2 separate regions of the Homo sapiens genome follow, and region 2 is linked to region 1. The links are chromatin contacts, found by Hi-C in ENCODE. All regions are on one chromosome and are shown on one strand. The core of a region is the stretch at or near the end of the contact, and the rest is flanking DNA. Distances in the headings are between cores, read along the strand shown. Region 1 holds the start of NDUFB6 (NADH:ubiquinone oxidoreductase subunit B6). Region 2 holds the start of ZCCHC7 (zinc finger CCHC-type containing 7).

What was found. Hi-C counts contacts between places; a loop is a spot of excess contacts on that map. Pooled maps may share reads with other maps.
Region 2: a map of naive thymus-derived CD4-positive, alpha-beta T cell shows a loop between it and region 1 (12-fold over the local background). The contact joins the promoter of ZCCHC7 here to the promoter of NDUFB6 in region 1. A Hi-C loop is called at or near these places in 2 of 168 maps with a recorded cell type or tissue (heart left ventricle and naive thymus-derived CD4-positive, alpha-beta T cell) and 7 of 50 pooled maps.

The regions. Positions count from the first base shown.
Region 1 is chr9:32,571,722-32,576,195 of GRCh38, reverse strand. It overlaps NDUFB6 (NADH:ubiquinone oxidoreductase subunit B6), which reads left to right and starts at 3,037. Exons shown (of 4, transcript NM_002493.5): 1 at 3,037-3,315. The coding sequence starts at 3,136. RefSeq lists enhancers at 2,630-2,679, 2,950-3,489.
Region 2 is chr9:37,118,553-37,123,207 of GRCh38, reverse strand. It overlaps ZCCHC7 (zinc finger CCHC-type containing 7), which reads right to left and starts at 2,634. Exons shown (of 9, transcript NM_032226.3): 1 at 2,585-2,634. LOC105376034 (a long non-coding RNA gene) reads left to right here and starts at 2,808. Exons shown (of 3, transcript NR_188580.1): 1 at 2,808-3,412. RefSeq lists an enhancer at 2,893-2,972.

The sequences.
Region 1 (4,474 bases), core at 1,788-4,287:
AGAATTTGAAGAAGTCTTGGAAGCAAAACTTTTGAGAACTGCTGCTTCAAGCAGTCCTAGTTCCTTTCAGTGGAAAATGTACATGAGAGATCACAACCTAAGAACAAAAGATGCTCATGATTATTGGTTTGCCAATTTCTTTTAGGCCATTATCAACAGGTAGAGCTAAGACAAAATTATATACATTTTTAAAGATAAAATACAATATGAGTTCATACTGATTCTTCCTGTTCACAATTTGACTATAGGATTTTTACTTAAACACATACAATTTATATACATGTCTCCCCATACCAAAAAAGATCAGTTTTTACAACACTCACGTAAACAGTTATTTTCAGTGTCAGATTAACAATACCATGATCAACACCACTATCCTCAATATGATTATTTAAAACAGTTTAAGATTTTTTTTTTTTTTTTTTGAGACGGAGCCTCTCTCTGTCACCCAGGCTGGAGTGCAGTGGCGCGATCTCGGCTCACTGCAAGCTCCGCCTCCCAGGTTCATGCCATTCTCCTGCCTCAGCCTCCCGAGTAGCTAGGACTACAGGCGCCTGCCACCACACCTGGCTAATTTTTGTATTTTTAGTAGAGACGGGGTTTCACTGTGTTAGCTAGGAAGGTCTCGATCTCCTGACCTTGTGATCCACCCGCCTTGGCCTCCCAAAGTGCTGGGATTACAGGCGTGAGCCACCACGCCTGGCCAAGATTTTTTTTAAGTTGTTTTTTTTTTGTTTGTTTTTGCGGGTTGTCTCTCAGTGGATTTACAATAATTCAATGGTTTAAAGTTATAGTTGATCCTTGAAAAAAACAGGTTGAACTTCGAGGGTCCATCATACGTGGATTTTCTTCTGCCTCTGGCACCCCAAGACAGCAAGACCAACCCCTCTCTTTGCCTCCTTATGATTTTCTTAATAACAGTTTATTTTCTCTGGCTTACTTTATTGTAATAATATAGCATATAATACATATACAAAATGTGTGTTAATTGACTGTATGTTATCAGTAAAACTTCTGGTCAAGAGTAGGCTATTAAGTTTTTGGAGAGTCCAAAGTTATATGTGGATGTTTGATTGTGCCAAGTGGAGGGGATTGGCACTACTAACCCTAGCGTTGTTACAAGGGCTATTGTATTTAGAATGATGTGTACCTTTGAGATTATGCCACCAAGTGGACCAATTAAGAGCTACTGGTTTTTACTTGATTTTTATGGACTGCTTTTTGTAAATTTAATTTTGTTTTGTAATGATATTGTTAAAATTAAAACTTTAGAAAAATTAAATTTAGCAGAAATTAATTGAGCAATGACCAATTTGAGAATCAGGCAGCCCTCAGAACCAGAGGAGGTTCAGAAAGTATCGTTCCACAAAGAGGCCAGGCAGCACGCATAGAAAAAAAACAGAAATGAGATACAGAAACAGCTTGATTGGCTACAGGTTGGCCTTTGCCTTATTTGAACATGGGCTGATCAGTTGACCACCTGTGATGATTGGCTGAGACTCAGTTATTTGTTACAGAAGTATATTCCTAAGTTAGGCTGTGAGTTAAATTGCATACTAAGTTGGGTTGCAGTTCATTATATAAGGACTCAAAATACGGAGACATCTTTAAGCTAAATTTAATTTCACAATATGAAATATTTACTTGGTTCTAAAGTCAAATTTATGAAGTAAGATGTTTCCAGAGATGTCTAGATTCTATCCCTGTCTCCTCTATCCTATTTATTTCCTCCACCATAGGTAGCATCTTTAAAAACCTCAATTGTTTTCATTCCCATTATTTTGAAAATTTAAGAAAATATGTATATATATTGAAATTACCACCATCTTTCTCTTTTTGGGTAAAAGCATACTGTACAAATTCCTATCCATTTTTTTTCCACTTTGTAATGTATTCTGGAGATCACACCACAGATGTATATAGAGTTCTTCCTTATTACTTTTGACGATTGTATTAGCATTTCATTGCTTTGTTGTGTGAAAGTTTTTGGGAAGCCACTGTTTTGGACTAGCTTCACGCACTAGGCCCCAGCAGACCAGACCAAACCAGAATGGAGTCGTTTGTGCTAAGTACCACACAATCAAACTGAACTTTGAAATGGGCCAGTTTCCCAAAAAATAGGAAATTCCCTTAAGTCTGAGTCAGTGAAACAAGGAAGTTTCTTCTGCTTTAACCCTAAAAGTAACTTTGAAACGATGAGTCCACTTTTTGTTCGGTTTCTGCTTTCTTCAGCCCCTATTTGCCAATAAAACCAACCGCCTCTGCTCAGCTGATCAGAACACTCATTCTACTTTATAGAATGAGGTGTTTTTTGATTCTAGAATCACGAATAAGAGTCAATTAAGATTTTTAAACTAATTCGTTGTAATGCTGTCTTTTGACTGTTGTACTACAATTTATTCAAGCAGTCCTTTATTTAGGAATTTGGGGGTAATTTCCAATATTTTGGTATTATGAATCGTGCTGAATAGTCGTGCATGCTCTTTCATATTTTCACCACACGTATTTTTGGGTGAAAGCATGAATTCATCTATGCAATTTTGCTAGATATTAAGCTACTCTTTTCACTATTCCTGTACAGATGGAGGGACAGATGAGACAGCTGCCCAGGGCACTTCAGCAGTTACTGGCATAGCTGGGATTTGAACTGGGATGTAACTATTTTCATACACTCTCTAGGTCATTCCAAGGTGGGAGAGGCAAGCAAATAATTTTGAATCTGGCCAGCATATTCACTGAAACATTTATGCTTATCCTTCCTCCTCCCAGCATACAAGTTCTTCCTTAGCAAAACCTCCAGTCCTCTAATTTAGCATACTTTCGTCTAATCTGTCACTTTCCTCAGGCCCCACAACTACGAGTACTCCTTGTCCCCACCCGGTCCTAATTTGGTCGGGTATAGCGGAGGTGGGCGTAGAGAGAACTGGAGGTGGAGACCTTTGTGCATGCCCACACACTGCTTTCCTCGCGAGGAATCTGGGGCCCTTGCAGAGGCGGAACCAGGATGTGACGTAATAACCGCGCGCGGCGCTCGGCGTTCCCGCAAGGTCGCTTTGCAGAGCGGGAGCGCGCTTAAGTAACTAGTCCGTAGTTCGAGGGTGCGCCGTGTCCTTTTGCGTTGGTACCAGCGGCGACATGACGGGGTACACTCCGGATGAGAAACTGCGGCTGCAGCAGCTGCGAGAGCTGAGAAGGCGATGGCTGAAGGACCAGGAGCTGAGCCCTCGGGAGCCGGTGCTGCCCCCACAGAAGATGGGGCCTATGGAGAAATTCTGGAATAAATTTTTGGAGAATAAATCCCCTTGGAGGAAAATGGTGAGTGACAGACCTCTCCGGTCCCCCCCAACACATCCCACTGCTGCCGGCAGCCTGAACACTGAACGTCCGCTCCCTGCAGCCACACCAAGGACTGATAACGCTCAGTGCTCTGGGACACTGGCCAGTCCCGAGAGTCCTCCTGGAGTCTCGGGAGGCAGGAGTCCAGGAATATGTATGGCTTTGAGAGAATCATGCCTTTTACTGTCAAGTACAGTGGACGGGGGCGAATTTTAATACTTAGGTTTTCCAGGACGCTGCACGTTTGGTTCTCTTTTGACTGTAGAAATCTTCCCTCAGAATAATAACCAAGGACTCGCTAGAATTAAAATTCTGTGATTTAAGTATTTGAGGACACTTGTCTGACTTTTAAGTGTGAGGTTCTAGAGACCAAGTAACACAGTATCCAACCACCAGAGGGCACAGCCAGCCCCTAGCTGATAGTACAGCCCCATGTGATCCCCGTAAAAGACAGGGTCCTGTTGGTATGCCTTGTGAGTCACATTCAAGAGCTACCTTTCTAAACTACCGTTCTGTACTTTTAACACAGTGTTTCATTAAAAAAATCGCATTTTGGGCTTTGAAGAAAATCACTCATTCAAGAACTTTATTTTCAAGGCCTCTGGGTATTTTCTTGAGGACTGTTATGGATGATAAACATCTCAGAATTGCTTTCAGTTACCTGCAACACTTACTGATGACAGGATAATAGTAGTAACAATACTACGTAACACACGGGTGCTTGCTGTGTGCTTGGCACTCTACTGGGGGTTTTACATGTGTTACTTCATTTCTTTATTCCTGTAAGGTAGATATTCCTAATCCTCATTTTAAATGTGAAGAAACTGAGGCCTACAAAGCTTCAGTGATTTGCTGGTGGTCAGGGAGCTAGGAATTGAATATGAGTTCATATTGTAATCAACATGTATCTGATTCTTACTGTGCTACAAAGTCTAGTGCAATAGAATTGTTGAAAATTTTTCTGAGAAAGTGATATTGGATACTTATTTATGGTGGTAAAATTCAACTCTTCTCCCACCCTTTGTATCCCTGACATTATCGGAATATTGGCAGTCACTGATTTAAAGTTGACATCCCATCCATCAGCAAGTGATATAAGGAAGTAAATAAATAATAATGTGTCGAAGTTCACCTTACC
Region 2 (4,655 bases), core at 1,385-3,884, 4.5 Mb before region 1:
CACACACACACACACACCCTTGACTCAGAAGGCTTTCTCAGCTTTTTTATCCCTGTACATGATTCCCAAGTATACTAACTAGGTAACAAAATCAGATTATCTCATACAGACTCCTCAATCTTCCCATCAGGAAACTGAAATACAAAGAGATAGGAAGCCTATTCAAGGTTATGCAGCTGGTTAAGAACACGGCTAGAAGTGATTCACATTTCTGTGATTCTCAGCCAACTGTTTACTAAAATTTTTAAACAAATTTCTTTTTTTCCCCCTTGAGACGGAGTCTCGTTCTGTCCCCCAGGTGAGAGTGCAGTGGCGCAATCTCGGCTCACTGCAACCTCCTCCTCCTGGGTTCAAGAAATTCTCCTGCCTCCGCCTCCCAAGTAGCTGGGATTACAGGCACGCGCCACCACGCCTGGGTAATTTTTGTATTCTTAGCAGAGACGGGTTTCACCATGTTGGCCAGGCTGGTCTCGAACTCCTGACCTCGTGATCCGCCCCACTCGGACTCCCAAAGTGCCTGGATTACAGGCGTGAGCCACCGCACATGGCCCAAAATAAAATTTTCAAATAAGTTAACTTCAAATTAAGATTTTTTGAAGAAAAACCTTCCTTCATTGCAATATTTGCATTGGTTCTAACACCTAAATTTACCTCACAAATATCCATTTTATGTCCCAGCAGAGTTTAAAAACTAAATGAGACATTTTAGGTGTAAGGAAAACACACGTTTGTCAGTTTGCCATTTAAGAATCTCCCAAGTTGGTACTCAAAAACTATCAATCCCATGACCAGAAAAGATGTTTCCTATATAACATCTTAAAATATCATGCAAATGAAACTTATCTAAGAATTAAAATACCTTAACAAATATAAAACAGCTATAGAATAACTGCAAAGGCTATTACCATTCAAAAGAGGGAGCAGTATTCATTGACTGAATTGTTTTAAACTAGACAACTTAAGGCTTATTTAAGCTTTCAGCATTTACTTAACACAGTCTTTAATCAATCCTTCTGCTCTCACAGTCTACCTACTGGTCATTCTGACCTTTTGCTCTTATTTACTTCCAAATATCTTTAGCCTCCCTAGATGTTCCTTCTTGATGACACACGCATCCATCTCCGGCCGATTTAAATCAAATCCACAGCCTCATTTTCAGTCCAATTTTCATTGGAATGTGATGAATACACTTTACTTTCAAAGTAAAATTTTTCTTACTCTTAGTAAGCTGCCCTGACAGGACAGTTGAAACACAATTGTCTAAAGGGTTAAAATGTCTGTCCATTTTTCAAATGCGATGGCCACTCTGAATCAAATCTGATTGGGATGGAGAATCCAAATGTGTAAAACAAAAGTCACAAAAGACAAACAGAGCACAGTATTTCAGTGGGGGAAAAAAAATAAGCTAAATTTAGTCACTTAAGTCCCAGCTCTTCTTGGGATATATATATGATTTTTACGAGAACTAATCCTATCCGGAAACATTTCCTTCACCTTTCCCTTAGCCCTTTTCCTTCGGTCATGCAGTCTCTTACCGTGCTAATTATCATATTAATATAATCCTCACTTGCGATCCTTCCTGACTTTATTCCCCATGCTCAGATTCTCCTGAAAGCATAACGCTTTCCTAAGTATACACACAATCCATTTAAAAGTCTTTGTATGCGACAGCCTAACTATTCAAACACGAAGTCATTTCTCTAACGGTCCTAGAAAAAATTTTAAAAAGAAAAAGAAAACCACAAAGTCAAGAGCTTCTGAGGGGACCTGAAAAGTCATCAAATTGAACGCTCTCGTTTTATAGTTGGAGAAAGGAGCTCAGAGAAACTTATTCACTGAGCTAAAAAGGCCCTACTAATGCAGCCCGTAATTCAACTGTGCAATCTGAAATAATCTTAAATTCAGCTTCAATAAGAGCTTTCTGGAATCGCCAGCGAATCCGTGGGGGAGCCACGGCTAGAACCCAGGCCTCCTGATTCCCAGCCACAGCTTTTCCACCGAACCAGCAGCTCTTCCCAAAAGTTGAAGGCAACTGTCCGCTCACAGGATGGGAGGGATAAAGGGCGCCTTAGTAAACACAGTCCAAGTCTACTCGTTTTACATGAGGAAAGGGTCACAGCTCCCGAAATTTTGGATTCTACTGCTGCAGCTGCTGCTTCTGACAGCAGAGGCGGGAGGTGGCCCAGGACTACTCGGTCCTCAAAGACTGGACTCTCTCTCGGCGCGCCGGGACCTCCGCGCTTCACTGACTGGCTTCCCTAGAAGACTGGGGGCCTTGCGGGGAAATAAAAAGGGCAGACACGCCACCCTCACCGAGGCCCTAGACGCCCAGCCGCTCTAGAATCACGGCATTAGCCCTTGGAAAGCCAGGGAGACGCGGACCCCCTAGACCCGCAGCCCGGCCGCGTGGGGCGGCGCGCAGGTGACGGACCAGGAGCTGCGCCCTGCCACGAGTGAGGGGCGGACGGGAGACGTCGAGGCCGGCGAGGGGGCACGCGCTAGTTCCACAGCCCGGCGGGCAAGAAGGAGGGTAGGCAGGGGTCCCGAGCCGCGGGCGGCGGGGGTCCGTCACACACATACTCACTGCCGCAGCTGCGAACAGGAAGCACCAACCGGGAACCAAAACGCGTAGAGGGACGGGGAGGGGCGAGGACAAATGAGGTAAGGAGGCCGCGTCCGCGCAGACCCGGGAGGGAAGGCACTTCCGGGGACAACACAGCTCTAGTCACCGCCTTTCCGTCCCCGCCCACCTGCCGCGCCTGATGTGCGCATGCGTAGTGGGTGCGAACCGTTCTCTGCCCCGCCCATAATTATTAGGTTTGCCTTCCTTGCTTTCCCCCTTCCCCTTCCCAACTTCTCTTGAAGCTACCTAGGCTGCATCTATTATTTGAATGACTCGTACGAAGGAGATGCTATTTACCGGGCAAAAGCCGGGGAGTTCGTGCCCTCTACCCCCGCGAGGAAAACTACAACCCCCATGAGGACACGGGCGAGGTTGAGGCCGGGCTCCGCCTCCTTCTCCCTGGCGCTCGGTGGACGCCTTCTCAGTGCCACGTGGCGCGGGAGCCTAGCTGATCGCGTGCATGACGAGGGCCAGCGTGGCTGGCTGCTTGGCCCGCAGACCTGGGCAGCGGGAAACGCGTACTTGAGAGCGCATGGCTTCAAGCTTCTCCCTTGCGCTCATGATCTTAGGCTGGTCGCTTTTTCTTTTAGGCGGAACACAGTTCACACTGGGCGCCTCCAACTCTCTGGAATTCTAGGCAACAGATTAACACTTTGTGAATCTCGAAGAGCTGCACTCCTGCTAAATATTGGAGTTAATGCTGATCCTTTGGAAGTCTCTGAAGGTTGCAAGATTGTGCTGGGAGCCTCTGGCTTCATTTGCCCTTCTCACACCTTATTTTAATACAAGGTAAACCCATCTGTAGAACTTTAGAAATAACTGTCGACCTAAAGGAAAAACTGAGGCAAAGTTAATATAAGTGGAGAATTTATTTGGGCCAAGTTTGATGAGGGCAACCTGGGATCATCAATTCAAGTTGCCCTTAATATGTGATCCGATAAGCAGCAGTTTCAACTGAGTTCTTTGTCTTGTGAAGCTCCAGGCTTAAAGGTATCGATCCTCCCACCTCTGTCTCCCAAAGCACTGGGATCACAGGCATGAGCCATTACACTTCTTGTAGCAGCTACGAGTGAATTTTTTTCTTTCTTTATGGTTTTTTTTTTTTTTTTTTTTTTTTTTTTCCTGAGACGGAGTTTCGCAGTTGTTGCCCAGGCTGGAGTGCAATGGCGCGGTCTCGGCTCACTGCAACCTCCGCCTCCCAGATTCAAGCCATCCTCCTGCCTCAGCCTCCGAAGTAGCTGGGATTACAGGCGCCTGCCACCACGCCCAGCTAATTTTTGTATTTTTAGTAGAGTCGGGGTTTCACCATGTTGGCCAGGCTGGTCTCGAACTCCTGGCCTCGACCTGCCAAAGTGCTGGGATTAGAGGCGTGAGCCACCGCGCCCGGCCACGAGTGAATTTTTAAAGGAAAAAAGAAGAGGCTTTTGCTAAACTACATACCAAGAATTGACACTAAAATAACATAAGCTATCCATTGGCTACACATTGTTCTTTCTATCACAAATTTTAGGAACACGAAGATAAAGGGTGATGCAGGTACTGGGAAGAAAAGAACAAAATGCCTTTAAACAATTGCCACACACCCCTACCCCCCACCCCCACCCCCACCACCACCTACATGGGATGGTGCTAACTGAAGTACCATACTCAAGTCCCTCTGGGCCTGATAAAGTTTGAATGCCTGCCTGGCTAATGGGGTAGCTCTCACCTGTTTGGGAGCCCGAAGTGGGAGGATAGCTTAAGGCCGAGAATTCGAAACCAGCCGGGGTAATATAGCAAGACGCTGTCTCTACAAAAAAATTTAAAAATTTAAAAATTAACTGGGCGACTGGGCGCAGTGGCTCACGCCTGTAATCCCAGCACTTTGGGAGGCCGAGGCGGGCGGATCACCTGAGGTCAGGAGTTGGAGACCAGCCTGACCAACATGGCGAAACCCCGTCTCTAGTAAAAATACAAAATTAGCCGGGCGTGATGGCGCATGCCTGTAATCCTAGCCACTCCTGAGGTTAAGGCAGGAGAATCGCTTTAACCC